Linked DNA regions of Homo sapiens: all the other regions are linked to region 3. The links are chromatin loops, found by intact Hi-C in ENCODE. Cell type or tissue: PC-3. All regions are shown on one strand. Links, peaks and the distances in the headings refer to the core of each region. The heading gives the core; the rest is flanking DNA.

Region 1 (8,180 bases), core at 1,956-6,955, 230 kb after region 3:
ATTCTCCTGCCTCAGCCTCCCGAGTAGCTGGGACTACAGGCACCCCCCACCACGCCTGGCTAATTTTTTTGTATTTTTAGTAGAGACGGGGTTTCACCGTGTTAGCCAGGATGGTCTCGATCTCCTAACCTCGTGATCTGCCTGCCTCGGCCTCCCAAAGTGCTGGGATTATAGGCGTGAGCCACCACACCTGGCCAGATGTAAGGATTTTTATGGCACTTGCTCATAATAGGGAAGTGAGCATTTCTCTCCCTCCCTCTCTCTTTCTTTCTGACAAATACTTTTGTGCCCGTATATATAAATGCATTGTCCTTCAAATACTTTAGGCCCTGTCCTTGAAGCAGGGTAACCTGGGGCATTAATATATAAACAACAATTGCAATAAAATAATGAGATAAGTGCTAAGCAGATGTGTCAGAGGACAGACAGGTAGGGAGAATTAGAGAAAGTTTTCTGTGAGAGATCACAGCATTTAAACTGAGCGGTGAAGGACTTAAGTAGGCATAAGTGGGGAAACAGCATGAGTTAGAGGACAGAGATCTGAAATTGCAAGACATCTGTTGAGGCATCAAGAAGAGGGCTTGGGCCGGGCGCGGTGGCTCATGCCTGTAATCCCAGCACTTGAGGCTGAAGCAGGCGGATCACGAGGTCAGGAGATCGAGACCATCCTGGCTAACACAGTGAAACCCTGTCTCTACTAAAAATACAAAAAATTAGCTGGGTGTGGTGGCGTGCACCTGTAGTCCCAGCTACTCGGGAGACTGAGGCAGGAGAATCTCTTGAACCCGGGAGGCAGAGGTTGCAGTGATCCGAGACCATGCCACTGCACTCCAGCCTGGGCAACAGAGCGAGACTGTCTCAAAAAAAAAAAAAAAAAAAAAGAAGAGGACCTGAAGTGTAGAGTGGGAAATGAAGGCGGACAGGTAGCTTGGGGCATTGCACTGGGCCTCAGATGCTTTGCTAACATGTTTGGATTTTAGTCTGTACACAATACACAAAGGTGTTGTTTAAAGGTTGTGTCTCATTCCTTTGTAGCTGGGTAACCTCAGATAAGCTACTTAACCTCTCTGACTCTTAGTTTTCTCATCTGTAAAGTTGGAACAGCACAACTACTTAGCTAGATTATAAAGGAATAAAGAGATAATGGATATGAAGTTCTTAGCAGGATGCCTGATGCACAGTGGATGTTTACAAATGTTCATTTTTATTCCTAGTGGTTTATTTAAAATTGTACTTTTTTTTTTTTTTGAGACAGAGTCTGGCTCTGGAGTGCAGTAGCACCAGCTCAGCTCACTGCTCAGCCTCCCAGGCTCAAGTGATCCTCCCACCTCAGCCTCCCGAGTAGCTGGGACTACAGTCACGTGCCACCACACCTGGCTAATTTTTAAATTTTTTGTAGAAACAAGGTCTTGCCATGTTGCCCAGGCTGGTCTTGAACTCCTGGGCCCAAGCAATCCACCCACCTTGGCCTCCCAAAATCCTGGGATTACAGGTGTGAGCCACTGCGCCTGGCCTAAAATTGCACTTCTTGCAGAAAGAGAAAGTAAGATATTTTCACAGTATACTTAGTATGATTTAATAGAACAAGAAACCCAAGGTTCATTTCCCAGAATGTTAAGTAAGAGCCATATCTTTTATTGCTGCGTAGAATCTATTTTGTTGCTGAGGACAGATCCGCAAATGGACCTACCACAAATTGTTCATCCATCCATTTGTTGATGGACATTTGGGCTCTCTTCAGTTTTTGCTATTACAAATCAAGCTATAAGCATGCATGTACATGTCTATGTACGAACATATGCTTTTGTTTTGCTTGGGTAAATACCTAGGAGTGGAGGGGCTGGGTCATAGGATAGTTAAGTGTTTAATTTCTTTCGTTCTTTTTTTTTTTTTTTTTTGAGATGGAGTCTCACTGTGCCACCTACGCTGGAGTGCAGTGGTGCATCCTCGGCTCACTGCAACCTCTGCCTGCGGATTCAAACGATTCTCCTGCCTCAGCTTCCTGTGTGGCTGGGACTCCAGGCGTGCACCACCATGCCTGGCTAATTTTTTTTCTATTTTTAGTAGAGACGGGGTTTCACCAGGTTGGCCAGCCTGGTCTCAAACTCCTGACCTCAAATGATCCAACCGCCTTGGCCTCCCAAAGCGTAATTTCTTATGAAACCGCCAAACTGGTTTCCAAAGTGGTTATACCCTTTTATCTTCCCTCTCGCAATGAATGGGACTTCCCATTGGTGCACATCCTTGCCAACCCTTGGTGTGGTCAGTCATTGTAATTTTAGACATTCCGAGAAGTACATTCTGTTATCTCATTGGGATTTTGATTTTGTTTTCCCTAGTAGCTAACGATACTGAGTATCTTTTCATGTGCTTCACTTGCCAATCATATATCTTCTTGGGTATCTGTTCAAATCTTTTGCCCATTTTTAGCTGGGCACGGTGGCTCACACTTGTAATCCCAGCACTTTAGGAGGGCGAGGCGAGTGGATCATGAGGTCAGGAGATCGAGACCATTCTGGCTAACACGGTGAAACCCCATTTCTATTAAAAATACAACAAATTAGCCGGGCGTGGTGGCGGGCGCCTATAGTCTCAGCTACTACGGAGGCTGAGGCAGGAGAATGGTATGAACCCGGAGGTGGAGCTTGCAGTGAGCCGAGATCGCGCCACTGCACTTCAGCCTGGGTGACAGAGCAAGACTCTGTCTCAAAAAAAAAAAAAAAAACCTTTTGCACATTTTTTTTCTTTAATGGGCTGTTTGATTTCCTATTATAGGGTTTTGAAAGTTCTTTATACAATCTGGACACAAGTGCTTTACCAGATATGTGATTTGCAAATATTTTCTTCCAGTTTGGGCTTGATTTTTTATTCTCTTAACAGTGCCTTTCAAAGAGCAGGTGTCTTAATCTTAGTGAAATTCAGTTTCTCAAGCGTTTGTTTTTTCTTTTATGAATCTTTCAGCTTGACTCGTTATTGGCATGAGTGCTGGTGTACAATCAGTTGAAGCACTCACATATTGGCTGCTAAACAAAAGTATAACTTTTATCTAGAAAAGGCAGTTTAGAGGTGTCAATGAACAATATATGAAAGTATGGGCCAGACGTGGCGGCTCACGTCTGTAACCCCAGTACTTTGGGAGGCTGAGGCAGGCAGATCGCTTGAGGTCAGGAGTTCGAGACCAGCCTGGCCAACATGTTGAAACCCCATCTCTACTAAAAATACAAAAATTAGCTGGGTATGGTGGCAGGTACCTGTAATCCCAGCCACTTGGGAGGCTAAGGCACGAGAATCACTGGAACCTGGGAGGTTGAGGTTGCAGTGAGCTGAAATCACACCAGACTGGGTGACAGAGCAAGACTCCATTTCAAAAAAAAAGGAGACAAAGTGTGGAGTATATGAAAGTTGAAGACTATCTTCGGTCCAAGCCTCCAAATGGCTAAAGGAGGTATACAAAGGAAATAGCAAGCTAGAATATTGTTTTTCAATGATTGTTGAAATAATGGATCTAGCCAATGATCATCAGTAACTGCTAGCATCACAAAAGAGAGAGTCTGGCCAGGCGCAGTGGCTCACACCGGTAATCCCATTACTTTGGGAGACTGAGGCAGGCAGATGGCTTGAGCCCAGGAGTTCAAGATTAGCCTGGGCAACATAGGGAGACCCCATCTCTACTAAAAAAAACCCCACAACAGCAAGAACAATAATGAGCCAGGTATGGTGGTACACCCCTGTGGTCCCAGCTACTCGAGAGGCTGAGGTGGGAAGATTGCTGAAGCCTGGGAACCCAAGGCTGCCATGAGCCATGGGCACACCACTCACTCCAGCCTGCGGGACAGAGCGAGAATCTGTCTAAAAAAAAAAATCCTAATTGCAGAAATTCCAGTTGCTTTTGAAATATTTTCTGTTTGTTTTATTATAGTTACTAAACCGATAGATGAAGGAAGTTCAAAACTAGTTCAATATAGGACCCTTAAAGAGACTTTCTTTGACTGTCACCCTTTCTGATGGAGGGCTTAGGAAGTGAACCCTGATTCAATTGGCTCCTGGCCTTACTTAGGAAAAACAGACAAGAGGTTAGAATAGATGTTTCGATGGGTCCTTTCAAATCCCTGAGCCTGTCAATTTCTTTTATTTCCCACAGTTTAGTGAGTGGCACGATCATGATACTATGCTAGGTGGTACAATACTGCCACCTATGGAGCAACAGTAGAACTTGTTATAATGTTAACGATGCATGGATTTTTATACAATGCTGTTTAAAAATGTAGAAAACTTGCCATCCAAATGACTCCTTTGATTGGTAGGTTAATAACTGCCTCTCAAACTTATCTTTTGTGGACATCTGATTTGGGTTCACCTAAAAAAGACAAGTGTATGGAAAATGTGAATGAAAATATCTTAATAAACTTTTTGTTTTCTTAGTAGAAGAAATATGGGGACTTTGAATTGAAGATAATGAAATCATAATACTTTAGTTGTGGAAGGTACCTAAAGCATGATTCCGATGAGTGCTGTAGGATCAGTCCAGTTCAGTGTTGGCGCTCACATGAGATGGATCCATCAGTTGTAGCCACAGTGAAGCTGGGGTAGAGTGGAAAGGGGTCAGGACTAGGGAGTCTAGAGACTGCAGAGGTTCTATTACAGACTCAGTCATGAACTTACTCTAAGACTCAGGGTAAGTAACTGAATGTTCTGGAAGATGATTATCTCATCTAAAAGAGTGGCCTTCAAACTTTTTGGATAGCATGCTACTATCAATTAAAATATTTGAGCATAGACTCTCCATATAACTTTAAAAATATATTTATAATGTAAATATGAATTGCTATCATTAACTGGTATCTCAGGGCACAGTATATACTTAGAGCCAGACCGACACAGCATAGTGGCTTAAGAGCATATACTCCGAGCTTAGTGGTGGCTGTGTGACCCTCTCTGCCTATTTCCTCAGTAGTGAAATAGGATAATAGAAGACCCTCGCCTCATAGGGTTATTGTGAGGATTTGAGGTTAATATGTTATGAATTGAAAACAGTGTCTAAGACATAGAAAGCACTCTGACAATACACTTATTATTGTCATTGTTATTATCATGAATATGTCTGCATTTCAAAGGTCCTTGTGGTCCTTTCAGATATTTACTTGACTTCTTGCCAATCTGATAAACAAGTCATTGCTTTTACCTTATTATGTTCTAAGAATAGAAGTGTCATTCTGCCATCTTATTATTCTCTTGAGAATGCATTTTCATCAGATTCAGTTAGTAGATTCTTTGCAGGAATCTTTTCAAGCCATTTGTCCACTGTATGAGTGTTCTTTGATTAAAAAAGTTAAAACTGCATGATAATTTTATATTTCATAAATCTACTTACTAGACTCTTTGGAGACTATCTAAAAGACTAGGGTAGCTCCTCATTTCCCTGGGTGAGTTATTAGAGCTTTTAAAAAGTTACAGATGAGGTAAGTTGCTTAAACTTAAACGTGCTTTTGGAATTGCAGGGGAAACTGGAAAAAAATAAACTTCTTATTGGTGACTTTAGGAAGAGTAAGAAGTAGTATGAGAAAGCTGGTCTCCACAACTCTAGCTTATATTTAAAGCACGATTATTATTCACAGAACATAAGCTATATTTATATGCAAACGTAAGTTTAAAAGCGAGGGCATATAGTATTTTTTTCTTTCTTTTTTCTTTCTCTCTCTCTTGTTTTTTTTGAGACAGGGTCTTTGTTGCACAGCCTGGACTGCAGTGGCACAAACATAGCTTACTGCAACCAGCGCCTCTGTGCTCAAGTGATCCTCCCACCTCAGCCTTCCAAGTAGCTGGAACCACAGGCATGTGCCGCCATGCCTCTAAAATTTTTTTTTTTTGTAGAGACGGGATCTTGCCATGTTGCCCAGGCTGTTTTTTTCTTTTCTTTTCTTTTTTTTGAGACAGAGTCTCACTCTGTCACCCAGGCTGGAGTGCAGTGGCACCATCTCAGCTCACTGCAACCTCCGCCTCATGGGTTCAAACAATTCTCCTGCCTCAGCCTCCCGAGTAGCTGGCACTATAGGTGCCCACCGGCACACCCGGCTAAGTTTTGTATTTTTAATAGAGATGGGGTTTTGCTATGTTGGCCAGGCTGGTCTCAAACTCCGGACCTCAGGTGATCCACCCACCTCAACCTTCCAAGGTGTTGGGATTACAGGGGTGAGCCACTATGCCTGGCCTCTTCTTTTGTTTTTTTTTTTTTAAACAACCTTTTTGAAAGCAGGCCCATGGCTGATCTTCTATCTGTGGCTCAGCAATTGTTGTTGTTGTTGTTTTTAGTGAAAATTAAGTAAATATTAATTGATGACTTTTTTTTTTTTTTTCCCGAGATGGAGTCTTGCTCTGTCACCCAGGCTGGAATGCAGTGGCGTGATCTTGGCTCACTGCAACCTCCACTTCCCAGGTTGGAGCAATTCTCCTGCCTCAGCCTCCGGAGTAGCTGGGACTACAGGTGTGCGCCACCATGCTTGGCTAATTTTCGTATTTTTAGTAGAGACAGGGTTTCACCATGTTGGCCAGACTGGTCTCAAACCTCTGGCCTCAGGTGATCCACCTGCCTCGGCCTCCCAAAGTGCTGGGATTGCAGGTGTGAGCCACTGCACCCGGCCCATCTTAACTTTTTAAAGTGTAAGTTCAGTGGCATTAAGTACATTCACATTTTTGTGTAACCATTACTTCCTTCTGTCTCCATAACTTTTCATCTTGCAAAACTGAAACTCTGCACCCAGTGAACGCTAACTCCTCATTGCCCCATCTGTCCCCAGCCCCTAGCCACCACTATCCTACTTTCTGTCTCTATGAATTTGACTACCCTGTGTATACCTCATATAAATTAAATCATACAGGCTGGGCATGGTGGCTCACTCCATGTAATCCCAGCACTTTGGGAGGCTGAGGTGGATGGATCACTTGAGTTCAGGAGTTTGAGACCAGCCTGGGCAACATGGCGAAAACCCATATCTACAAAAAATACAAAAATTAGCTGGATATGATGGCGCACACCTGTAGACCCAGCTATGGGGAAGGCTGAGATGGGAGGATCGCTTGAGCCCTGGACGTCAAGGCAGCAGTGAGGCAAGACTGCGCCACTGCCCTTCAGCCAGGGTGACAGAGCGAGACCCTGTCTCAATCAATCAGCCAATAATTGTTCTTTGTTAAAGATGACAGCAACACATAATGCAAAAAAAGAAATTTTTTAAAGAAAAAAATGATCATACAGTATTAGTCCTTTTGTGCCTAGCTTATTTCACATAGCATAAGGTCTTCAAGGTTTATCCGTGTTGCATGATATGTCAGAATTTCTTTTTCTTTTTAAGGCTAATATTCTATTGTCTGTATAGACCACATTTCTTTTTTTTTTTTTTTTTTTTGAGACGGACAGCTCTGTCGCCCAGGCTAGAGTGCAGTGGCGTGATCTTGCCTCACTGCAAGCTCCGCCTCCCAGGTTCACACCATTCTCCTGCCTCAGCCTCCTGAGTAGCTGGGACTCAGGCGCCCGCCACCACACCCGGCTAATTTTTTGTATTTTTAGTAGAGACGGGGTTTCACCGTGTTAGCCAGGATGGTCTCGATCTCCTGACCTCGTGATCCGCCCGTCTTGGCCTCCCAAAGTGCGGGGATTACAGGCATGAGCCACCGTGCCAGGCCTGTATAGACCACATTTCAAGTATCCATTCACTCACTTATGGACACCTGGGTTGCTTTTACCTTTTCACTATTTTGAATAACGCTGCTGTAAACACAAATGTATAAATCAGTGGTATTAAGTTCGAAAGAACTTTATGAAATACTTTTTTTTTTTAGGTGGTTGGTTCTAGCTATTGCCATGGTACGTTTTTATATGGAAAAAGGAACACACAGAGGTTTATATAAAAGTATTCAGAAGACACTTAAATTTTTCCAGACATTTGCCTTGCTTGAGGTAAGTTTTCCATCATGCTGTTTTTCTATTGCTGTAATATTTATGTGAACATTTTTTGTTGTGCAAAATCAATATGATTTTGCTGATTACATACCACCTATGGATTTGCTGAATGCCAATGTTGACAGTGGTTTATTTAATGTTTTCTATTATTGACGTAATGATTTTTTTCTATTTGCTTACAGATAGTTCACTGTTTAATTGGTGAGTTTTTGCTTCAATTTTATAC
Region 2 (8,180 bases), core at 1,376-6,375, 53 kb after region 3:
CATACCCTGGAAGACATGGGGAGCACCTGGCAGCACAGGCTGGGGACCGGCAACACTAAGGGGACTTAGCTCAACACTAAGAGAGGATGTAATGCGACATCAGGCCCCACAGAGGGTGCCAGCGCTGTCTGGCATGGCACAGTCCACAGTGCTTGGGCAGACAGTTGGCACCAACAGCAGCAGCAGTGCTTCAAAGCATGCCAGAGACCATCCAGGCACCAGTAGCGTCAGGGGTCACCAGGCAGGGGGAAGAAAGGGCATGTATTAGTCCGTTTTCATGCTGCTGATAAAGACCTACCCAAGACTGGGAAGAAAAGGAGGTTTAATTGGACTTACAGTTCCACATGGCTGGGGAGGTCTCACAATCATGGCAGAGGGTGAAAGGCATTTCTTCCATGGCGGCAGCAAGAGAGAATGAAGAAGATGCAAAAGCGGAAACCCCTGATAAACCCATCAGATCTCATAAGGCTTATTCACTATCACGAGAATAGCATGGGAAAGACAGGTATTTATTTACTGTCAGGTTTACCTATGATTCAATTACCTCCCCCTGGGACCCTCCCACAACATGTGAGAATTCTGGGAGATACAATTCAAGTTGAGATTTGGGTGGCGACACAGCCAAACCATATCAGGGCAGATGTGTAATTTCAAGAAGATCATGTTTGTGATCTCATAGGAAGAAGCCCTGAGAACCCTCCAGTCCCCCCACCTATGCACACACATCCAGAAACAGAAGGACTTAAGGTCCCAAAATAGCAAGTGGAAGCAGAACATGAGAAAAGCGGTGTTCTTCTAGATAGGACCTTACTATTAGTATACACACAATATCAACAACAAATGATCAAGAACATCAGCTGAGCCAGGGGCTCATGCTTGTAATCTCAGCACTTTGGGAAGCCGAGGCAGGAGGATCACTTGAGCTCAGGAGGTCGAGGCTGCAGTGCACTGTGATCGTGGCACTGCCCTCCAGCATGGACAACAGAATGAGACATTGTCTCAAAAAACAGAAGAGAAAAAGAACATCCACACATTATGCAGGTGATCAGCTCTCTTTGACCTAAGATATGAAAATGTAAATATTGAAAATCAGTGACCTATGCCTTTAATGTCAAACTGGTCCATAATAATATGGAACACAAGGCTTGGTATTATAAAGTAACACATGCTGAATTCTTTTATTCCCTTATTCCTATCAGTCTCCCTGAAATATTTGTTTCCAAAGTATTCTGCGACTTGCAAGTGTCTCATTTAATATACTAAAATTATTCACAATTCTTTTGCCCACTTAGGAAAAACAAACAATTTAATGCCAAATTATTAAAATCATATAAAGCTGTCAAGATCAAAGGGAGCTTTCACTGAAAATTTTGATAGCACCTGACATTCTATGTCTGTTGGTACCCGGCTCACTCCAGTATAGCTTTTGGCCCAATCTCATGGGTCTAATCCAGACAGCTGGCACTTCATTAGAAGATATAAATCAGAAATCCTACCCTTCTCTTACCCCAGTCTAGTAGATGCCCACTTACTTCTTGAGAAGAGGAAAAAAAATCCTAGAACTAACATACTTTCCTGAAACTTCCTTCTTCTAAGTAGCAAAGGGAGGGTAGGAAAGGAAATATCCCCCCCCGGTTGGTCCCCGGACACAGTGTTCCTCATAGTCACCCCTGAGCACATTGCAAAACAACACATTATGGAAATTCAGCTCGCACTAGGGGCTCATCTTGTATAATAAGCTATTTCTTAAAAAGAACTAAAGAGGAACTCAAAATGCCATTCATTTTATTAAAAAAAAAAGCTACATCCTTTTTTTGTTTGTTTGTTTCCTTTTAATGTCTATGACATCTCTTACATGCTATTTGGTAAAAGTGTCATGAGTTACATTTCAAGGAAATTTGGAAAGCCAGTTCCCTTTAAGAATTTGGATTGGCCTGTGCTTGGATTGGCCTCTCTGCTTTTAACTTGATATTTATGACAGCTCCTAGCACTTTCTATAGTAAGAGGTTCTCAGAGTGGGCATCATAATCTATGGCGGAGCTTTAAAAAATTACAGATGCCAGGTTCTGTCTTCCAGTCTGTTGATCGCTAGGTAGAGCTCATGCATATGTATAGTGAAGACACGTTGATGATCTCTGGTGGAAACCCACGGCTAAGAGTCCCTGTATTTGTGATAACCAGTGGCCCCCGATTCAATGGCAATAGCTTAGACTTTCCATAAAAATTACTGTTGGCATTCATTTTCAGAAATTATATTCTGGTAAGTCAATACCAAGAAGAAATAACTCAGAAAGAAACAGTTCCTTTTCCTTCTTCCTTCCTGCTCTGCGAACTCCCAAATCTGGGTCAGTCCTAACGCTTCTATCTTTTCAACCTGCAAGGCCCAGATTTCTGAGCCTCAGTGAGGAAAAAAATCACATTATCTGGATTGGCCCCAGAACAAATTCCTGGTTCCAATTTCTGCTGCACACTCAACATTACTCATCCATCTGTCTCCCTATCCCTCGCCCACTTCATCTCCATTCCCCACAGCAGTTACCCCAGAGCTTCCCCATTCTTTTGGGTCCTCTCCCCTCTATCCATCTCCATTGTTCTCAGCAGAAAATTTGCTTCCTATTTCATGAAGAAATTGGGGCATTATCTGATGTAAATTCCCCTTGCTTGCTTTCTCCCTATCCACTCCTATTATTTTCCCAATTGTGAATCACCTGGGAATCACTAATTTTAAAAATTAGTAGTGCCTGGGCCTCACTCCAAAAATTATGATTTCATTAACCAGGCAGCATCCTAGGCATCAAAACTTTTAAATTTCCATAGTTGATTTTAATGTACAGCCAAGGATGAGAAGCACTGCTCTTAATTAGAGATATAAATCAGGGTCACTCAATGAGGTTTCCTTTTTTAAAATCCAAATATGCCTAATCCCATCCCCAGAGATCCTGATTCAGTTCATCTGGGGCAGCTGTGCTTGGCACTGATATTTTTAAAGCACTCTATTAAGTGCTTTTTTATATGTTGGAAACACCAGAAGAAATACAATAGAATCAGAAGTCTAAAAACTTTGCCAGCTCAGGTAAATAAACATGTTGACTATCTTGTCTAACTTATTGGTTATTTATAAATTAACCAACTTGTATCCTATAGAGAATTCAATTTTTCTTCATTAAACATTTAAATGTAAACTGCTTCGGGAAAATAATTGGTAAATAATTTTTACTTGTAGTGAAAAAAAGACTTTTTAAGCATAACTACACCATACAGAAATACTAATAGCTTGGATGACATCAAAATTTAAAATTCCCTATATGAAAAACACCATAGTAAAATTAAAAGGCAAATGAGAACCCTGAAACATACACTACACCTATGACAGGCAAAACTTAACAGCCTTACTATTTATAGAACTCATGAATCAGCAGGAAAAAAAAAGGAAGTAGAAGAAGAAAATAAAAGAAAAATGGCCATACCAACATAAAAACAGATCAAAGACCTAAATATATGATTTAAAAGAAAAATACAACTGGCCAATAAGCCTATGAGAAGAGGGCAAACACAACTACAACTACTACTATTTTGCCTACGATACTATTTTGCAAGAGAGGAAATGGAATAAATTTCCAGTGTTGCAAGGTTGTAAGGTTAAGGAGAAACAGGTATTTCTTTACGTTGCTATTTAGAGGGTAAGTTCTTTAGAGGGAGCAATTTAACTACACATATCAAAAACCTTAAAAGCTTGCACGGACTGTGAGCCGGAAGTTCTGCATCTGAACATTTGACCTAAGGAAATAGCCATCTATGCTGCTGAGGTGCCTGCAGGCACTGACTCAAGTTTCTGATATTAAAAGACCACACAGAAGGCATTGGACGAGGGCCATTGGGAGCAGATTTATTTGAAAACCTTACCCTGCCAACATCATACCGGGCACCTCTCGCTGATGTGATAGTGGAAACCGCCTCCTTTGCAGGGAGCTGAGGTTTTCCACTCAAATAGCCTGTTGACCTCACCTCTAGCCAGCCATCTCTGACCATGCGGCTCTCCCTAATGCAGCCAAACCCCTCTTGCCACACCGCACAGTACATACGATCCCATTACGGGCCCCTCGACATTCCCAGCCTGTGTAACCAGTCCCTAGTAGTCACTTTCTTCTGGCAGTGTTCTTGCTGAGGAGTCTGGGCATGAGCAGATGCTCCAGGCCTTCTGAGGACACTCTGCAATCATCATCCTGATATCATTCGGCTCCCATCCAGAGGCAGTTAACTCTCTCCATCCCCAGCTTCTGTTTTGCCAGTCACCTCACTGAGAGGTTTCTGACTCCCACACGGAGCACAGGGCGCTTTAAACACAGCCCACCTGCACTACACATGGACACGTGCTTTAACCATGACTTGTCTGCCCTGTCCAACTCAAGCACATCGCCTCAGGCATTCTAACCATATCCTTGTCCTTCTCAACCCTTTTACTTCTGAATGAGACTCATAACAGCAGGATTTATCATAGTTAAAAACTGGAACAAATCTAGTTGTTCAACAACTGGGGATCTGCTAGATATATTATCATGGCTCATTAACATAATGGAATATAATTTGACCAATAACACCTTCTACACAGTAGAAGATGTAATAATGAGGCCTGGCGCGGTGGCTCACACCTGTAATCCCAGCACTTTGGGAGGTGAGGCGGGTGGATCATTTGAGGTCAGGAGTTGAAGACCAGCCTGGCCAACACGGTGAAATCCCGTCTCTACTAAAAATACAAAAATTAGAGGGACGTGGTGGTGCACGGCTGTAGTCCCAGCTACTCGGGAGGCTGAGGCACGAGAATCGCTTAAGCCCAGGACCAGAGATTGCAGTGAGCAGAGATCATGCCACTGCACTCCAACCTGAGCAACAGAGTGAGACTGTCTCAAAATGAAACAAAATAAAACAAAAAGAAGATGTAATAATGAGAATGATGCCCACCATACATTAAGAAAAAAAGAAGAGTTGCAGAATAGGTTTTCTTAACACATGAATGTACATCAAGATGCTATCCAGTAACAAATTTCTAGTTTGTAGGGTTATGGTTGGTTTACCTTTTCTTTTTTGTTTATCTCTATTTTATAACTTTTTAAAATGAGTATGTGTTCTTTTGGAAAAATGCAACATTGGAAAGAAAAAATTCAACATGGCATGTTAAAAGGTTTATCTGTTTTTCAAAGGTGTTGAGCCTCAAGCCAGTTTGTACCCCACCAAGACGGGTCACTCTGCCTACAAAGCTGAAACTGCCCAGAGCAGCAGCAGTAGTCACAAGACCTTAGATGGGGGCTCACTTTGCCTCTAGGTGGTGCAGTCATGATTGCCAGGGAGCTGGGCCTGGAGAGAGAGTTGGCAACCTATCTATCTCTTCATAGAAATGGTAGTGTCCTAGAAACAGGTGCGGTTACAATGCTGAATGAAGCCCTAGGTTAATGATTTTTAAACATTTAGCAGAGGAAGCTTTTTTTTCCCCCAAATGAAATCTCACATAAAACATCAACTCTTAAACACACAAAAATATTGTTGATCATGATGAAGCTCTCCCTTCTCCCAAACACACACATACAACACACACACGCATGCAAATTTTCTTTCCTTTTTTTTTTTTTTTTTTTTTGAGACAGAGGTATGTTCTATCACCCAGGCTGGAGTGCAGTGGTACCATCTCAGCTCACTGCAATCTCCGCCTCCTGGGTTCAAGCGATTCTTCTGCCTCAGCCTCCCCAGTAGCTGGTATTACAGGCGCATGCCACCACGGCCAACCAATTTTTATATTTTTAGTAGAAACGGGGTTTCACCATGTTGGCCAGGCTGGTCTCAAACTCCTGACCTCAGGTGATCCCCCCCACCCCCAACCTCAGCCCCACAAAGTGCTGGGATTACAGGCGTGAGCCACCACGCCGGGCTGCATGCAAATTTTTAGTCACTCTTGAAGTAACATTGTAGGTTTCTGAAATGACAATTTGATGAACAGTAGTCAGTTTTAAGAAGGAAACTTGCCTCCCAGCACCAGGTTTGTTGATTCAAGGTGTGAAATCCAACCAAGCTTAATTTTGATATAGGAGTTAAGAAGAAATTATTTAGGCAGATATGAGGGTACGGGAGTCCTTGGTAAGGTTTTCCTTTTAATGAAAAGCACTCCCAAATCATTTTCTAACAAACAGCAGCCTGTAAAATCGAGCTGCAGACACAGACAAGCAAGCTGGAAGCGTGTACAGGTGAATGCTGGCAGCTGTGCCAATAGGAAAAGGCCACCTGGGACTAGGCATGGTCAAAATGGTGGCTCCATCTTCCCTTCTCTTTGCCAGCTGCATGTACAGTGAGGAGCAGGCAACATGGCACCAGCCAAGTGGAAAGTCCATTTGCATAATAAGATTACGGTGGGGTGACCAGCCTTTTCTGGGTGCTATGTAAACATCACACCCAGTCCAACCAATCTCTGAGCCCTATGTAAATCAGACACCACCTCCTAAAGCCTGTCTATAAAACCCGGTGCACTCTGTCATGGCTGGAATTCCCATTTAGGAGCCCCTCTGTCTCGAAAGAGAGAGAGCTGCTCTCCTTTCTTTCTTTTGTCTATTAAACCTCCGCTCCTAAACTCACTCCTTGTGTGTGTCCATGTCCTTAATCTTCTTGGCACAAGATGACGAACCTTGGGTATCTACCCCAGACAACAACACTGCTTCATTTTCACTTCCCAAACATGGCCATTTGCTACATACACGCCTTAGTTCTTGGAGGCCCAACCTTTCTTCTATGTAGAAAGCTTTCTTTACCATGTCTACCTACAAACTCCTGCAAACCCAAGATCTTCCCTTTAGTCTTCTCTTACCTTCATCACCTTAGATAAAATGAAGTTTTCCTTCATCTGTGGCACCATAGTACTTTAGCTATTAAAATCTATTGTAGCACTTTGTAACAGCATGTCTGGCCTGGGCTGCAAGTCCTATTCAAATGAGTCTTGAAGGTAGGACTGAAAACTCTCTCTCTAATCATGGACACTTTCATAGGTCTGTTTGCACCCACTGGTTTTGATGGGGGTTAAGGAATCTAGGTAGTGACAAGGAGAGGACTCTAACGATGGCAAGGATTGAGGTTCAGGCAATATAGCTAAGCCTGATTTGAGGATCTATGAGACCCCCATGGAGAAAAGCTGCCTCAAAGGAGTCTGGCTCTGCCACATTCAGCCACGAGTTCTATAAGTGGGAGGGGAAATGGTGGTTTCCAGGGGAGTAGAATGGCCACTACCTGAAATCACTGAAGCCCAGCCAATTTGTTGGTACATATACACTCTAAGGGCTAAAAGGCTGTTGTTTCCAAGAAAAAAACAGTTATTATAGTGCTCTGCCTGAAACCTCTTTAGAAAACTAGAACTCGGTGGCAGGAAGCCAATATTCCCACTAGCAGAAGAAAGGAAGTCAGTCTAAAGCACCAGCAAAACATCCACCAATATCCCAGACACAAGCAACAGCAGCACCAACAGCATTTAGAGCAGAGCCGAGCAGGAGTGGTAGAAAATAGCATGCTGAGGGGTTTGCACGTGAGAGTGAAAAGCTGAGTGCAAAGCAGATGCAGCAAGGTAGTCAGGGGTCTGGACCAACAAATAAGGGCACAGGAGACCCACTGTGGGTCTGGTTTAAAACAGCAGCAGCAGGTGGACACGGTGGCTCATGCCTATAAACCCAGTGCTTTGGGAAGCTGTGGCAAGCAGATCACTTGAGGTCAGGAGTTCAAGACCAGCCTGGCCAACAGGGTGAAACCCCATCTCTACTAAAAATACAAAAATTAGCCAGGCATGGTGGTGCCCTCCTGTATTCCCAGCTACTTGGGAGGCTGAGGCAGGAGGATCAAGACTCTGTCTCAAAAAATTAATTAATTAACTAATTAATTAAATGGGAGCAGAAAAAAGACAGTGAAGAAGAGGAGATGAAAGTCCTCTTCTTTACTGTTGAGCCTCAAACCAGTGTGTACCCCACCAAGATGGGTCACTCTGCCTACAAAGCTGAAATTGCCCAGAGCAGCAGCAGCAATCACAAGACCTTAGATGGGGGCTCACTTTGCTTCTAGGTGGTTCAAGGTCATGATTGCCAGGGAGCTGGGCCTGGAGTGAGAGCTGGCAACCTATCTATCTCTCCGTAAAAATGGTAATGTCCTAGAAACAGGTA
Region 3 (8,180 bases), core at 3,006-8,005:
GAGTAAAATCTAATTTATTTAAGCCAAAATATATTCTCTAAAAATTTTCTCGTGTTTTAGCATCTATTTGAAATATTATTTTATTGAAGTTTTTCTTCTTTTAATACAATAAACCAATATAGAAAATGGAGATTTTCGCCAGGCGCAGTGGCTCACGCCTGTAATCCCAGCACTCTGGGAGGTTGAGGCAGGCCACATCACTTGAGTTCAGAAGTTCGAGACTGGCCTGGCCAATGTGGGGAAATCCCATCACTACAAAAAATTAAAAAATTAGCCAGGCATGGTGGTGCATGCTTGTAATCCCAGCCTCTTAGGAGGCTGAGGCACAAGAATGACTTGAGCCAGGAAGGCTGAGGTTGCAGTGAGCTGAGACTGCGCCACTGCACTCCAGCCTGGGCAACAGAGTGAGACCCTGTCTCAAAAACAAAAACAAACAAACAAACAAAAATGGAGAGTTTAGTTTTCTAAGCCAAATGCGAAAACCACTCAATGGCTTTAAAAGAGAAGTCTGACTGTCTGAAGAACACCGTATTATAATGGTATGGCCCATAGGAGATTTGATAAGATGTGACCAATATGATACTTCTCTCCTTTCCCACACCCACGGCAGACGTCACTAATCATTAATTGCACTCTTTCCTAAAAAAAAAAAAAAAAAATGGCACTGGGGTGGGATTGAGGGGTGGGGATTGAATTTATACCCAATAGAAGGCCTCAAGTGGCTACTAACGCCAGTTGGTACTGGTGAATAAGAAAAACTTTATATCATTTTTTTGTTTTCTCTAAATAGTTGCTCAATATGTAAACTTATTTTATATTCTGTTACTTTCATGTTATGACAATGTAGAAATAATTAGTTCACAGCATTTTCTATCCTCTAAAAAAATTAGAAAGCTGTTGTAGGTTTTATCATCCCCAACTCTGTTTTTCTATAAACTACTGTTGAGAAACCTCTAATGAATTTTTATGCTAGTATGGAATATCATAAGCTGTAACTGAGATAGTATTTTTAAGCCGATGTTATTAAATCAAAAACAGGAAAAGTGGGTGTTAATGTAGATGTTAAAATCACTGTCACAAGGACAGCAATATTGCAAATACCTCATGACTCAAGGTACAGTCATAAAAAATCTCTCCAACCCAAAATAATTTCAATCCACTTGTCAAACTTTACAAAGAGATGTTGGCTAATCCTCTCAAGGATGTTGACAAAGTCAATGCAACAGCAAGTATATAGTAACAATGCAAGTAGCATATTTAGTAAATCATGTTTAAGAGTAGCCACAACATCTGCTTTTGAATATAGTACCCAACACATCAGGGATACTCTGAGAACTGAAACTTTAAACAGAGACCTTTATTGTTTTGTGTGAGAATCCTGGCAGACAAATCCCTATCCCAGGAAGCTGGTATAACCTTACAATTCAGTAAATGGAAATCTAGCATAGATTTCAAAACAAGGTGAAATGAACTGTATTTGATGAAGTCTCCCAATTCTTCTCTTTGAGATCAACAGGTGAGATAATAAACGTCTTCGGGGCGTCTAGATGACTTAAATTTGGATTAATTCGACACAAACAGGCTTAACCCTACCTGGTAACCAGTTCAAATATCGGAAAGGACTGCGGTCACTCCACTGCCAACCGCTGTTGAAGCTCAGACTGTTAAGTCCAATCCAGAGTCCTGAGGTCAAGGAACTGGTTAATCCTATATTTTTAAAGAAAGCAAAACAAACAAACAAGAACTTGGCATTCAGAAAACAGTTGAAATTAAATTCAGAACTAAGTGCTTGAATCAAAATGTCACTGAGGGAAGTAACAATAATCATGCCTACCATGTCTCCTTTGATTCTCCTGACAACCTAAGGCAAGTAAAATTATTACCTTCACTGATAGGTGGGGAAACGGAGGCAGAGGCAGCATAGGTAATCTGGTAAGATTTTTAAAGTTCCAACCCAGATCTAATGAGGCTTCAAACCCCATCATCTTGACTATTATCTACTTTCTCAAGGATAGTGTAAAGTCTTCTTGTGTGAATATGAATAGGTGTTACCTCCACTGCATATTTCAAACCTTATTCTAAGAATTTTATTTTATCATTTTTTAAAGTCAATTTCTCTTCTTCGTTAACATGATGATTAAATACTAATCACTAAGTGCTTATGCTAACACCAAGGATGCTTTGCTTAAGCAGTGAAGAAATCAAAAATACAATGTTTCCAATTCTGTTCTAGGACTGATGTGGAAGTCATAAAACCAGAAACAACACGGACCTCAGCTCTTCAGCGGTAAACACTCTAACCTATTATTACCGCTCTTTTTTTTTTTTTTTTTTGAGTTGGAGTCTTGCACTGTCGCCCAGGCTGGAGTTCAGTGGCTCAATCTCCACTCACTGCAACCTCCTCCTCTCGGGTTCAAGCGATTCTCCTGCCTCAGCCTCTCGAGTAGCTGGGATTACAGGTGACCGCCACCACGCCTGGCTAATTTTTTTTTTTTGTATTTTTAGGAGGGATGACATTTCACTATGTTGGCCAGGCTGGTCTCAAACTCCTGACCTCAGGTGATCCGCCCACCTCAGACTCCCAATATGCTGGGATTACAGGCGTGAGCCACCATACCCTGCCACCTCTATCTTTTTTGAAACCATCAATGAGAATTCTCTGTTCTGAGTTATTTTAATTGATCAAAAGCAATTAATTAAAATAAAAACTATCCTTTGGCTTTTAAAAACATTTTTTAAATTTATTTTTATTTTTTAGAGATGGAGTCTCACTATGGTGCTCAGGTTGCTCTCCAACTCCTGGGTCCAAGCGTTCCTCCTACCTCAGTCTCCTAAATAGCTGGGACTACAGGGTACACACCACTGTACTCAACAACCTTCAAAAAAATTCTTTAAAAGAATTTTCACAAATTCTTTAAAGTTGTACTAACTTAAATATAATTATCTTTCTACTTGCACAGACGTATTCTACAGGACATGCTCCTAAAAGTAGCATTTTAATACTAGCTATTCCCAAAACCAATTTACTCAGGGATTTTAAAAAACTTAATTACGAAAATAAGTGTATTTAAGTTTTAAAAATTATAAATAATTCGCTGATTAAAGAAGAACTGAAGTAGATATTGAGACTGCGTAACTAAATTACTATGTTTGGCATCATGAGAAATGATAATAGCTCTTTAAGAGAATTACCTTTTGACATCTTTTACCAGCTCTAAGTACTTATAAACTTGTCTTGAAGAACTGAATTAGTTAATACTTTTTAAAACAAGGCCTGACATATGGTATATGCCCCATAAATATAAGTTACTACTGTTATTATTACCATTATTATTATTATTATCAATAGCTTCATATTAAGGTTGGCAAAGGTGTGACTTAGAAGCAAAATTCAAATCTTGGGTTAAAATATATCTCTTAAAGCAGATGGGTGTTGTCCACAAATAATTTTCTCTAATATGCTTTTGTAATTTTATAAAAGAGCAGACCAAAATATTTTAGTATTGCTGCACAAAGCAACAATTCCACATGCTAAATTTTTGTTGTTTGTTTTGTTTCCAGACACCAACTCAAACCAGAAATTTTTTTTGTACAGTTGGGGTCTTACTGTAGTGCCCAGGCTGATCTCGAACTCCTGAACTCTAACAATCCTCCCACCTCAGCCTCCCAAGGCTCTGGGGTTACAGGCGTGAGCCACTGCGCCCAGCCTCACATGCTCAAGGCGTAACTTTTCTGCATATATTGTCTGAAATGGTTATATACCAACTTTTGAACTTAGATGTAATAGAAGATACACAAATGTCCAATATTACACTGTTTTTTTTACTTTCTTTTTTTTTTTTTAATTGAGGTCCAATGTGTTTTTCAGGCAGTACCAAAGGAAACTGGTAAAAACCATCGGGGAAACAAGCCAAATTTCACTTCCTATATCTTATTTCAGTTCTGTAAATCCTCATCCTGCACATACGGAGCCACAAATCTGATTCAGGACTCAGAGACTCCATAGAGCGTCCCAACATTTTTCGGGGTAGAAACAGAAGGGAAGACGATAAAACAGCTGTGGGTAGTGTGCAAACGTGTTGCCAGGCAGAAACATTTCACCTGGCAGATAATATGAAATCAGATCACCACCAATCTGGAACACATTTACTGGAGCCAGGAAATGTTGACAAAATTAAGGGTTCTCATCAGTGCTTTGGGAACCAGCGGATCCCCGGGTGTTCTGTGCGTGAGACACAGGCAGGGTGAAATGGAAGACAGGGCTGAATTCCAGTTCAGCTGTTTTCTAAACAGGAGGCATTAAGCAAGTTTCCTAACTTCTCCCTCCTAGTCTGTTATCTCATCTATACAGTGGGGCTAATAATATTTATTCATGAGGTTGCTGTGGGCTTTAGAACTAAAGCCCAGAAACTAGTATGTAGTAGCTCTTCAGTAATTGGCAGACAATTTAATTAGAGTCATCAAACCAGGTTCTACATTTTTAAAAAATGATACTGACTGGCCGAGCATGGTGGCTCACGCCTGTAATCCCAGCACTTTGGTAGGCTGAGGCTGGTAGATCAGCTGAGCTCAGGAGTTCAAAACCATCCTGGGCAACATGGTGAAACCCTGTGTCTACTAAAATACAAAAAATTAGCCAGGCTTGGTGGCACATGCCTGTAGCCCCAGCTACTCAGGAGGCTGAGGCACGAGAATCACTTAAGTCCTAGTGCCACTGCACTCCAGCCCGGGCGACAGAGTGAGACTTTGTCTCAAAAAAAATAATAATAATAAATAAAATAAAATAAAATAAAATAAAAAGATACAGACTTTTCAAAACCCTCACATAAAAGAAAACTTATTTTAAAAGTGTAAATATTTTGTAGGTTGTTTTTTCATTTTAATGGCATATTTTCCAAAATAGAGTGGATTGCAATTACACACTCACACCACTGTTTTCTGGATTATTCCCCAATATATCTCAATCAACACTGAGTATCATCCCTTTCTTTCAAATAAACAGTGGGGAGGGAATATCTTTCCCCTATTTTTTAAATTCCCTGTCAGAGTTTTTCTTGTCCTAATGCCTGACATTTTTTACTTAAAGAAAGGCAGGAAGTACTACAAATCTCGTTAGAGATGCCATTCTTATCCAGATGCCAGTGAAAATTTGCTGACTGAAATTCCGGAGGCTTGGATAAGATTCAAGTAAGTATCTGAGGTGAACCCAGCCTCTGGATCTCCTGGGGCTTGTTTGCTGTCCTGATAGACACAAGAAAAGCCCTTGCTGATTAGGGAAGCATTTCCTGCAGCTCGAGTCCGATAGCAGAGTCCGGGAACCAGGAAATGAGTCTGTGCTTGGGCAAAGCCGCTGTCCGCTCAGATCACTTGCTCCTTCTCTGTAGCTGGTGGAGAGCGCACAAAGTAACCTGTGCTCTGTCCCCAGGCTTCCAAGAGATAACACACCCCACAAATAAATTCAAACACAAAAACCAAAAACACATCAACTGAAACCATTTCACCTCTGCACCTCTGATATATTTTCTTTCCTTTTTTTTTAAATTTTTATTTATTTATTTATTTTTGAGACGAGTTTCACTCTTGTTGCCCAGGCTGGAGTGCAATGGTGCGATCTCGACTCACTGCAACCTCCACCTCCCAGGTTCAAGCCATTCTCCTACCTCAGCCTCCCGAGTAGCTGGGAATACAGGAGCCTGCCACCGTGCCCAGCTAATTTTTTGTATTTTTAGTAGAGATGGGATTTCACCATGTTGGCCAAGCAGGTCTCAAACTCCTGACCTCAGGTGATCCACCCACCTCGGCCTCCCAAAGTGATGGGAATACAAGGGTGAGCCACTGTGCCCAGACCACCTCTGATACATTTTCTCTCGTGCCTGCAAGTCTGCCCAAATAACCACAAGACTGCCTCGAATCATCTTTTCTATTCCTTAATCATCTACATAAATTTACTTTTGTCTATTCTGTACTTTCTCCTCTTCCTCCTTATTTTTGTGCATGGTTGTAAATATGAATCACTCTGATCCTTTCTGTTCCACTATTAGAAGGGTCCCAAAGGCTAATGCAAAACAGAATAATTGAGCAGACAGAGGAAGAACCCTATCTCTAAGACTATGAATCCACAGTGACATCATATTGCTTTTCTATCCTCGGTCTCCTTAATAATAACTTATAGGAGAGATGTGTTCTGGTTGGTGACGGGTGTCATCTGAAAATAGCTGGAAAAAGGTAGGTGCTAAGAAATGAGGCAAGGTAGGGAGTGTGCTCTTGCCCTTGTATTGGCTCACACACATTAGCTCTTTTAACAGACAAGGTCACCAAAGCACAGGTGCCTCAGCAAATCCCCACAAGCTCCCCCAGTTTCACAGAGCTGGGACCTAGGCAGTCTGGCTGCAGAATCTTTGCTCTCAGCCTCTCTGCTCTGCTGCCTGGTGTTAGCACCTGGATACAGCAGGAACTAACACAGTGTTTTGCCAGATATGGTCTTTCAACCAGCTGCCCCAGAATCACCCAGGAGTTTGACAAAAGGCAGATTCTTGTGCCCTGTGTCACACCTACTGATCTAGAGTCTTCGGGATCTCAGCCCAGGCATCATCACTTTAACAGAATTCCAAGGTGATGAATAAGCCACTTCACACAGAAGAACCACTGCATTTACTGTCTTCTTGCCATGACTGTCTAGTTTTCCAAACAGGAGACTGAATTTCTAAGTATTTTTATTTTGTTGCATGTTAACATGTCAGTCAGCAAATGTTTGGTGAGACCCTTCCTTGGAAGGCTCTGTGTGAACCTCCTTGGGGGAAGAGGGGTCATAAATATTCACAAGACATTCCCCGTTTTCAGCTATTTCCCCCTCTGACGCGATCTCCACATGGCCTTCAGTTTGCTTTCCATGCAGGACTTATTATAATTGGTACCTATTCATTTGTTTGTTTTCTTGTTTACATCTGTTTCTTCCCATTGGACTTTTAAGCTGCATGTGGACAAGACAGGGTCAGCTTTGATGTCCCCAGGACCTAGCACAAAGCCTGGCACATGGGTACAAGATATCTTGGGAATGAATGAATAAGTAAATAAATAATAACAAATTAATGTATTTATAGTGTTGTCAAGGAAGCAGGACATATGTGTAAGTAGCTATTATACTAATAAAAGTGGTAATAAGCAAATAAGAGAAATGCAGATGGAAATAGAATTGCATTTCAACTGTACACAATCGTGAGAATTCCAGGCAAAAGAAATGACATGGGAAAAGATGTGAGGGTGAGAATGGATGAGGAAAAACAAGGAATCCAAGACTGACTTTTCTTTTGTTGTGACCGCAAAATGCAAGACCGGGAATAGTACAGATGTTCAGCAGGTGGCAATCTTGAATGTCAGGCAAAATGTATTTTGTTAATTATTTGATGGGAAATGAGAAGCCACAAGGGGTTTTTTGAACATGGCAGTCATAGGAGCAGAGACAGACTAATATTAATATAGCCGTGTCCAGAAAAACTGGAGGGAGGAGATTTTGGGGGCAAGAAATCGGGGATGCTTTTGCTCCCACACTAATTTCTGATCCTAATCTCTCTGTTTCCCCAAGTGTATATTTTAGAAGCTAAAACGGATACTCTCTTCTCAAGCAAACTTTAGCCCTTTTAGTCTTCACAATCTAATAAAAACAGATATTTTAAAAACAAACACATTGGCCAGGCACGGTGGCTCACGCCTGTAATCCCAGCACTTTGGGAGGCCAAGGCAGGTGGATCACCTGAGGCCAGGAGTTCATGACCAGCCTGTCCAACCTAGTGAAACCCCGTCTCTACTAAAAATACAAAAAATTAGCTGGGCATGGTGGCAAGCACCTGTAATCCCAGCTACGTGGGAGGCTGAGGCAGGAGAATCATGTGAACCCGGGAGGTGGAGGTTACAGTGAGCTGAGATTGCGTCATTGCACTCCAGTCTGGGCTACAAGAGGGAAACTCCGTCTCAAAACAAAACAAAACAACACAACACAAAACAAAACAACATCAAAACCAAACACATTGTGGAAAGAGTATCAATAAAACCTGAAAACTGGTAGAGCCTGGGGGTTCGAGGGACAGGAGGCTAAAAGAACTCAGGGTTTCAGGGTTTCAAAACAGCCTCTGACTTGTCTCTGCCAGTGGTAGCAGTCTTTTAATTTATCATTTTGACCTCTA
Region 4 (8,180 bases), core at 1,338-6,337, 94 kb after region 3:
ACGTAAATTTTAAAATCCAGGAAGATACTTGTCAAACTGTTCACAGGGCTGTCCCTAGAGCATGGGTGAAGTGGGGTGGAGGGAGTTCAATAACAATTTTGTGCTTTTTTTTAAAATCTATCCTCCACCAATTTGATTTCCCTTACTTTATAGAAGCCAAATAATCAAACTGCACTTCAATTATCCTTTTAACGGTAGTACCTAAGAGCAGCGAAATAGTCAAGAGGCAAGCAGAAGACAGGAGACAGGTTTGAACCACTGTTTTCTGGCTGGGCCTTTGGGTGGAATTGGATCATCCTCTCCTGCTTTCATAGGAAAAGGCTGAAAAGGGAAGCTTCATCCTTCTACAGACCCTTGTTTTCTCTCCTGCTCCTCTGTGCAACCTTTTCTTACTCTGCTTTTCCAAGCGGAATTAAGTCATCCCTCCTTTCTCAAAACACCTTTTTTTTTTTTTTTTGAGACAGAGTCTTGCTCCGTCACCTGGGCTGAAGTGTAGTGGCGCAATCTCGGCTCACTGCAACCTCCGCCTCCCAGGCTCAAGCGATTCTCCTGCCTCAGCCTCCAGAGTAGCTGAGATTATAGGCATCAGTCACTATGCCCAGCTAATTTTTGTATTTTAGTAGAGATGGGGTTTCGCCATGTTGGCTAGGCTGGTCTCGAGCTCCTGACCTCAAGTGATCCACCCGCCTCAGCCTCCCAAAGTGCTGGGATTACAGGCGTGAGTCACTGTGCCCAGGCTCAAAACATCTTTTGGATACTTGTAGGGTAGCACAAATGATAAAATGTTCTTATACCATTCATTTACACACTGGGTCCCTCACAAAACCGTGAGCTCCTGGAAGGCAGAGAGCATCTGCTTTTCATCTGTGCATCCTCATTTCTCAGCACAGTGCCAAGCACACAACGGTCCCTTAATATGTATTCCTGGAAAAAAGGAATGCACAAGAGAAGTATAAGAGAAGTGGAGACGGCCAGGCATAGTGGCTCATGCCTGTAATCCCAGCACTTTGGGAGGCTGAGGTGGGCAGATTGCTTGAGCCCAGGAGTTCAAGACCAACCTGGACAACATGGCAAAACCCCATCTCTATGAAAAATACAAAAATTATCTGGGCATGGAGGTGTGTGCCTGTAGTCCCAGCTACTCAGGAGACTGAAGAGGAAGCATCGCTTGAGCCCAGGAGGTTGAGCTATGATTGCGCCACTGCACTCCAAACCTGGGCAACAGAGACCCCGTCCTCCTTCCAACTCAAAAAGAGAGAGAGAAGTGGTGAGTTAGGAATAAAAATTAGAAAAAAAAATTAAAGAAATAAGAATACGGCAGAGAAAAAAAAATAGACAGAAGTAGGCAGCAGAAGGAATGTGAAGGGATTTGATCATGGTTAACTCTTTTTTTATTCCAAGGGAGAGTGAGCTGTCTCCCACGCTGACATTTCAGAAGGAGAAATCATGTTCTATGAGTCTCAATTCAATCTACTCACTCAGTCTACAGGCTTCAATTTCCTCGCTCGCTCCTCCTTACCCTTGCAATGCTTGGCTCCAAATAAAGCTACCAGATCTCTTTCTCCACAGCATGGCTCCTTGGGGTCTCAAGGTAAAAGAGAAAAGACAAAGTCGCTGTGGATTGCAGAACTGATTAATCTCGTGATGCCTGTTGAAAAAGACTATGACCCTTTTCAAGCATTCACCACGGCTTCATAGATGGGAGTGCTACAATATTTCCCCAGCCTTCTCCAATCTGTGGGCCCTCAGAAAATGCACACGCCCTAATGGGTTTGCACCATTAATGAAGGAGACTGGAGAGGACTGTCTGGTATTTCTCTGACCCGAGGCATGGCCTTCAATTATGTCAGAGTCTTCAGCCCTTTTAAGGTGTCATTTGCCTGAGTTTCACAGAAAGGATTATGAAGCAGCGAAGGTTCCTTCATGAGGGATAGAGCAACTAGCGACCTTGGCAAAGAAAAAGAAAGCTATTATGCCAACACTAAGCTACTGGGAGGAAATAATCCCAGACCCCTGACTTGGAGACAAAGACAACGGGAGATGAAAGAGGGTTTAAGATCACCTACCTACCCTTCAGCTGGGACCCGTTTACTCCAATCCTGATTCCTGCCCTTCTAAGTCCTCTGATAAGTGTGCCATGCAGTTGTACTGTGGTAACTGGAAAGACATGGAAGGGGACATTTTCAAACCACCCAGATTCTTTACTTGGATTAACCCAGTACTGATTCGAGGAACTCTGCGCCTTACTTTGCTCTTTAATGCTGGGTTTAACAGCTTCCTGGTAGGAAACAGATTTGGGTTTCTGAAGCTGGATCCGTGGTGAAAAGACTGAGCCTTGTGGTTAGAGTTCACTTCCATGTAGGAGTGTTGATGCAGTGTTTTTTATTTTAGTAAGCAGAAGATATCATTCTGTGCAGGGGAACACCTGTTCTCCACACTTCCAACTGTCATTTCCTTCCTGCAGGCAGGAAGTCAAAAATCGAGTCTCTAAAATTGTTAGGAAGATCATTTGTAATCTCAAGGTTTGCTCATTGTTTTCAGTGTAGGGTCTGTGAAACACAATGTACAAACTGCCAGGAATGTTCTGGCATATCCGTGGTTTGTTTCCTGTGATCTTATGATGTGCAAAAAGACAGGAGCTAGTGGCAGTGAAACTGCTCTTGGGATGGAGCTGAATGTACATAGAGCCTAGGGAAGAAGTGAAAGTAGGTTCCGGGGCCTGGTTTACTGATTATTTGAAATTTCCAGAGTTGCTGATCATCGCACGCAGGCATGACCAATCAATCACTTGAAGAGAATTTAGTAAGATGATATTACTATCTGATATAAGCCCCCTTGACCAATTTCATGCTATCATAGTCCAGATTATGCTAAATATATACTATAGGAAAAAGTATTATTTCATCTGTTTGGCTATCAAATAAGCAACTTTGTAAAAGCAAAGGTGACAGTGTATTCACTTTTGTGGCCCTTTTATAACTGGTGACTCTATTGTTGTTTTTTTTTTTGTTTTTGTTTTTGTTTCTTGAGACGGAGTCTCGCTGTGTCACCCAGGCTGGAGTGCAGTGGCGCAATCTCAGCTCACTGCAAGCTCCGCTTCCTGGGTTCAGGCCATTCTCCTGCCTCAGCCTCCTGAGTAGCTGGGACTACAGGTGCCCACCACCAAGCCCAGCTAAATTTTTGTATTTTTAGTAGAGACGGGGTTTCACCGTGTTAGCCAGGATGGTCTCGATCTCCTGACCTTGTGATCTGCCCTCCTGGGCCTCCCAAAGTGCTGGGATTACAGGTGTGAGCCACCACGCCTGGCCGACTCTGTTCTTGAAATTAACAAAATGTATAGGAAATCCTTACTTAAAAAAAAAATTATGCTCCCTTAAAATGTCATTCCATTAAAATTTCCCAGATCTTAAAAGGGAAAGAAAGTGAATTAAAATTTCCGACTCCACTATGTAGTCATCACACAAATTGTGTGTGTGGTAATGTGTAAATGAGCTAGAAATTTTTAAAAAACTGTATTAAAGGAAAAAAGGAAGTCCCTTCACTGTTTGCAACAATTCTCAAATTTTATTTTTCAAGGGACTAAAACAAGTTAGCCTTTTGGTATTCCAGAGTAACAAATTTAAACAGACAAAAATGTAGGTTCAGGCCTAATCAATTAGCATAAATTCATCCCAAAGTTCACAAGGATGCTTTAAACTAAATTTCCCACATCTTCACTGTTGAGGACTTAATAAGTTTGCAACTCTCCAATTCTTCCGTACGTAACTTAAAATATCTTAAAATAACTATTAGTAGTCCTGCCCACCATATATTCACAAAGTAAGCAAAAATGATAATTGTGCAGTTAATGTGATCACTGTAGATAAAAGTTAAAATTTCTAGCCGGGTGCGGTGGCTCATGCCTGTAATTCCAGCATTTTGGGAGGCCAAGGCGGGCGGATCACCTGAGGTCGGGAGTGGTGAGCCAAGATCGCGCCATTGCACTCCAGCCTGGGCAAAAAGAGCAAAAATCCGTCTCAAGAAAAAAAAAAAAAAAAAATTCTGAGTGATCTGCCTGTATGCAGTGCTTCCTTACTCCACTGGGTGGCGCAGGTTTGGTTTTGTTCTGTTTTCATCACAATTTTTGAGTTGATACCCACATATACGTATGTATTTTTTTGGGACACGGTTTCACTCTGTTGTCCAGACTGGAGTGCGGTGGCGCGATCTCGGCTGACTGCAACCTCTAACTCCGGGGTTCAAGCGATTCTCCTGCCTCAACCTCCCGAATAGCTGGGATTATAGGCATGCACCACCATGCCCGACTAATTTTGTATTTTTAGTAGAGACGGGGTTTCACCATGTTGGCCAGGCTGGTCTCAAACTCCTGACCTCAAGTGATCTGCCTGCCTCGGCCTCCCAAAGTGCTGGGATTGCAGGTGTGAGCCAATGTGCCTGGCCTTGAGTTGATATTTTAAAAGATATTATAGGCTTGAAATCTTCCAACCTTAATTATTCCTTTTTAAAATTTAGGCTATTAAGTTGTGAGTCTTGTGGAGGATCATACGCCATCTTGAACTATGTAAATTTGGCTCATTTAGTTTGATATTTAGTGAGGTACGTCAGAGCTCATCTCAAAAGCCACTTAGATCAAAGCCCTAGGCTTCACCATAATTTTCCAGGCCTTCCACGATCTCTCCCCTACCACCTCTCTCTCTGACTAAATTTCCTCTCTCCTTGTCCTCCTCAATATTCTTCAAACACACCAAGCATAAAGGCTTCTGTTAGACTTTGCCCTGTTATTCTCTTGGCCTGGAAAACTCCCCAGAGATATCCAAAAAGCCAACCGCCTCCCGTTCTTCAGGTCTTAAGTGACATCTTCTCATGAGATAATTTATCTAAAATTTCATCAACTCCCCCAGCTTCCTATCCCTCTTTCTGCCTCATTTTTATCATGTAACACTATCTAACATAATATTTTACTTTTATGTTACTTGCCTGTCTCCCTCAAACTGAAATGTAAGTTTCTTGACAGCAGGAATTTTTACCAATTTTTTTTCCTTGAGACGGAGTTTCGTTTTTCTTGCCCAGGCTAGAGTGCAATGGTACGGTCTGGGCTCACTGCAACCTCCGCCTCCTGGGTTCAAGCAATTCTCCTGCCTCAGCCTCCCAAGTAGCTGGGATTACAGGCGCCCGCCACCATGCCCGGCTAATTTTTTTGTATTTTTAATAGAAACAGGGTCTCACCATGTTAGCCAGTCTGGTCTTGAACTCTTGACCTCAGGTGATCTGCCTGCCTCACCCTCCCTAAGTGCTGGGATTACAGATGTGAGCCACCGTGACTGGGCACCAATTTTTTTTTGAGACAAGGTCTCACTCTGTTGCCAGGCTGGAGTGTAGTAGTGCAATCCTAGCTCACTGCAGCCTTGAAATCCTGGGCTCAAGTCATCCTCCCACCTCAGCCTCTTAAGTAACTGGGACTTAGGTGGTGCATATCACCACCTTAGCCACCTCCTGCCTAATTTTTATTTAGTAGATACAGGGTCTCGCCATATTGCCCAGGCTGGTCTCAAACTCCTATCTTCAAGTGATGCTCCCACCTCAACCTCCCAAAATGCTAGGACTATAGGCATGAGTCTAATTTTGTTTGTTTGTTTGTTTGTTTTTTAATAGTTTAAGCACAGAGAATGGGCCAGTTGTTATTCAGGAAATTTTACCTGAACCTCCAGGTTGAGCACACGAGTTCAAGACCAGCCTGGGCAACATGGTGAGACTCCATCTCCACAGAATATCAAAAACTGGCCACACGTGGTGGTACACGCCTGTAGCCCAGCTACTCAGGATGCTGAGGTGGGAGGATTGATTAAGCCCAGGAGGTCAAGGCTGCAGTGAACTATGATCATGCCACTGTATTCCAGTCTGGGCAATAGAGTGAGATCCCGTCTCAAAAAAAAATAAATTACAATAAAATTCATTTAAAAATTGAGCAGACATTTATTGCAATTCATGAATCAGGACAGCATCTCATTCTATAAAATAGTATAAAAACCTTGACGAGTAGAGCAGAAGAGACTGGCTGTATAGACAGAAAAGGGCTGAAGAGAGCAGAAATAAGAAACGAATAGCAGATATGGTCTTTTAATAATTACTTTATAAGTTTACATCAGAGGGGGCCTCCTTAGCATGTTGGCTCAGGTACACTGGGCCCCTTCTGATTGGCTGCTATAAATCTCCAGGTGTTTGGAAAACTTCTCAAAGTTCAATTTGATGACATGGCACTTTCAACTTTCAACTGGTGACTGCATTTGGGTTTAGTCTGATCTGCTGGGAGCCTAGATCAAAATAATGGCCTCCCATAAATTTCATTCAACACTAGTCTAGCTGGATTCTTTCAAAGGTCCTAATGGAAATACACTAAATTTGCTACAAAACACTGAGATAACCAAAGACCAGATCTAATTACCCAGCTGCAAGCAGTATTGGTCCCTATTTCTTCTTATCATACTTACATTCTAACCTTGTGCTATAGTTTCACATGCATATTTCTCTTATTCATTTTACTTCCTTAAAGGTGGTGACAGTATCTTGTGTTGGGGGAATCCCAAGACCACCACCCGTTTCAATAAATGTGTAGGAATCACAGGAGTCAGATATGATTGTACTCAGGGCTATGATTTTTTACACTGAAAGAACTTGAAGGAAAATCAGCAAAGGGAAATGGCACAGGTGATGAAGTCCATGGGAAACAGGGTACCAGTTTGCACAAGTCCTCTCCCAGTTGAGTCAAACAGGACCTGTTGAGTTCCCGCAGCAATGGGCCATGACAACACATGAAATGTTGCCACCAGGAAAGCTCCTCAGTGACTCGGTGCCCATGGTTTTTACGGGGCGCTGGTCGCCAAGGCACATTCTGCCTGGAACCCACCAAACTTCCAGACTCCCAGAAGGCAAGCAGGTGTTCAGCATAAACCACATCATTGACGCAAATCATTTAGGCACAGTGAGCCACTCTTATCAATTCTGGGAATTGTGGGAACCCTCCCGAAATTTAAGTTCCCAGACGCCAGCCAAGGGCCAACTTTGTAAACAGGCCTTTCAAAAGACAGCAGTCCAGCCTGCTCAGTTAACTGTTTTCTGTCCACTTACTCAATGTTAGATCCTTCTAGTGGTTAAACATCTGCTAAATTCTATTTTGACCTTTATATCATTGTTAAAATGAAACAATGGGAATTAAATGAAAACATCATACATACCAACAATTAGTTACACTTTTAAACTGTTTGCATGTATATTTTTTAAAACTGTATCTTGCCATTTGAGTATATTTTTTGTTCCTATATTATTTAAGCATGGATAAGCCAATTTAATGTAAACACCTAGTCATCATCGTAAGTACAGAAGTAAACAAAATGTAATGGTTTAAATCACCACCAAAGAGGTAGTGGCCCAGGTATGACTTCTATTTTCAACATTTATGTATGATCTGACTTAAGGTATTTAAATTAATCTATATGACCCTCCTCTGTAATAACAATAATACTTTGGACTTACAGTACAAGGCCAGCATCAGACTGTTGATGGATTGATTCAGGCTAGTAATAAACCTACTAGTCTCAATAATTTAAAATATTTGGATGACTGGGAGCCGGGTATGGTGGTGTGCCCCTATAGGCTCAGCTACTTAAGAGGCTGAGGTGGGAGGATCACTTGAGCCTAGGAGTTCAAGACCAGCCTGGGCAACATGGCAAGACCCTGTCTCTTTTAAAAAAACAAAAATTTTTTTGAGTGACTGGACAACTCTAATTGCTGGTAGGATCCAAGCCTACTGATGCTAACAGATATTTCAGCAAGACTCTGGTGGAGTCTGAAGTAAGCCCCTGTGGCTCACCAGGGGGTTGTAAGAATGACTTCTGCTGTGCCATGACAGGGCCCAAAATGATGCTCTACAAATCAGACACTGTGTCCTTGGGAAGAGAAGAAAGCGAAGTGAAACGTCTGCCTTGGCAGATCACCAGTGACTTTTATCATCTTTTTTCTCCCTGGAAGATGCCAATGACCACAATCTACAAAATCCTGCCTAGTGTGTTTCCTTAACAGACTCCACTCTATTGCAAAGGACTCGTATATGCTTAAAGGAAAGCACAGAGGTTCCTTTGATTTTGACTTGGAATATAACTGGTTCCTCTTCACAGCTCCTGGCT

What was found. A loop is a pair of places that touch in the nucleus more often than their neighbours do. Peaks named below come from ENCODE experiments on the same cell type or tissue, not always from the same donor. Only the 100,000 strongest peaks of a DNase experiment are listed, where the experiment ranks them.
Region 1: a loop joins it to region 3, with 5 times the contacts of the local background. A loop is called at or near these places in 12 of 110 quality-filtered maps.
Region 2: a loop joins it to region 3, with 2.8 times the contacts of the local background. A loop is called at or near these places in 5 of 110 quality-filtered maps.
Region 4: a loop joins it to region 3, with 4 times the contacts of the local background. A loop is called at or near these places in 3 of 110 quality-filtered maps.

Annotation. Positions count from the first base shown.
Region 1 is chr10:17,603,701-17,611,880 of GRCh38, reverse strand. HACD1 (3-hydroxyacyl-CoA dehydratase 1) reads left to right here. Exons shown (of 7, transcript NM_014241.4): 2 at 7,834-7,951; 3 at 8,137-8,155. Among named protein-coding and RNA genes, the nearest start is that of HACD1, 9.6 kb to the left of the region's middle. In PC-3, for the core only: a CTCF peak has its summit at 4,183; no DNase peak of the experiment used is centred there.
Region 2 is chr10:17,779,198-17,787,377 of GRCh38, reverse strand. All of the region lies in intron 3 of TMEM236 (transmembrane protein 236), which reads right to left. Among named protein-coding and RNA genes, the nearest start is that of MRC1, 26 kb to the left of the region's middle. RefSeq lists an enhancer at 1-18. In PC-3, for the core only: no CTCF peak of the experiment used is centred there; DNase peaks (open chromatin) are centred at 3,847 and 4,277; H3K4me3 peaks cover 897 bases; H3K27ac peaks cover 2,620 bases.
Region 3 is chr10:17,834,220-17,842,399 of GRCh38, reverse strand. MRC1 (mannose receptor C-type 1) reads right to left here. Exons shown (of 30, transcript NM_002438.4): 5 at 1,594-1,707. Among named protein-coding and RNA genes, the nearest start is that of MIR511, 6.8 kb to the left of the region's middle. In PC-3, for the core only: a CTCF peak has its summit at 5,108; DNase peaks (open chromatin) are centred at 5,259 and 6,559; H3K4me3 peaks cover 562 bases; H3K27ac peaks cover 1,374 bases.
Region 4 is chr10:17,738,944-17,747,123 of GRCh38, reverse strand. No RefSeq gene overlaps it. Among named protein-coding and RNA genes, the nearest start is that of TMEM236, 9.2 kb to the left of the region's middle. In PC-3, for the core only: a CTCF peak has its summit at 4,071 (motif pointing right); no DNase peak of the experiment used is centred there.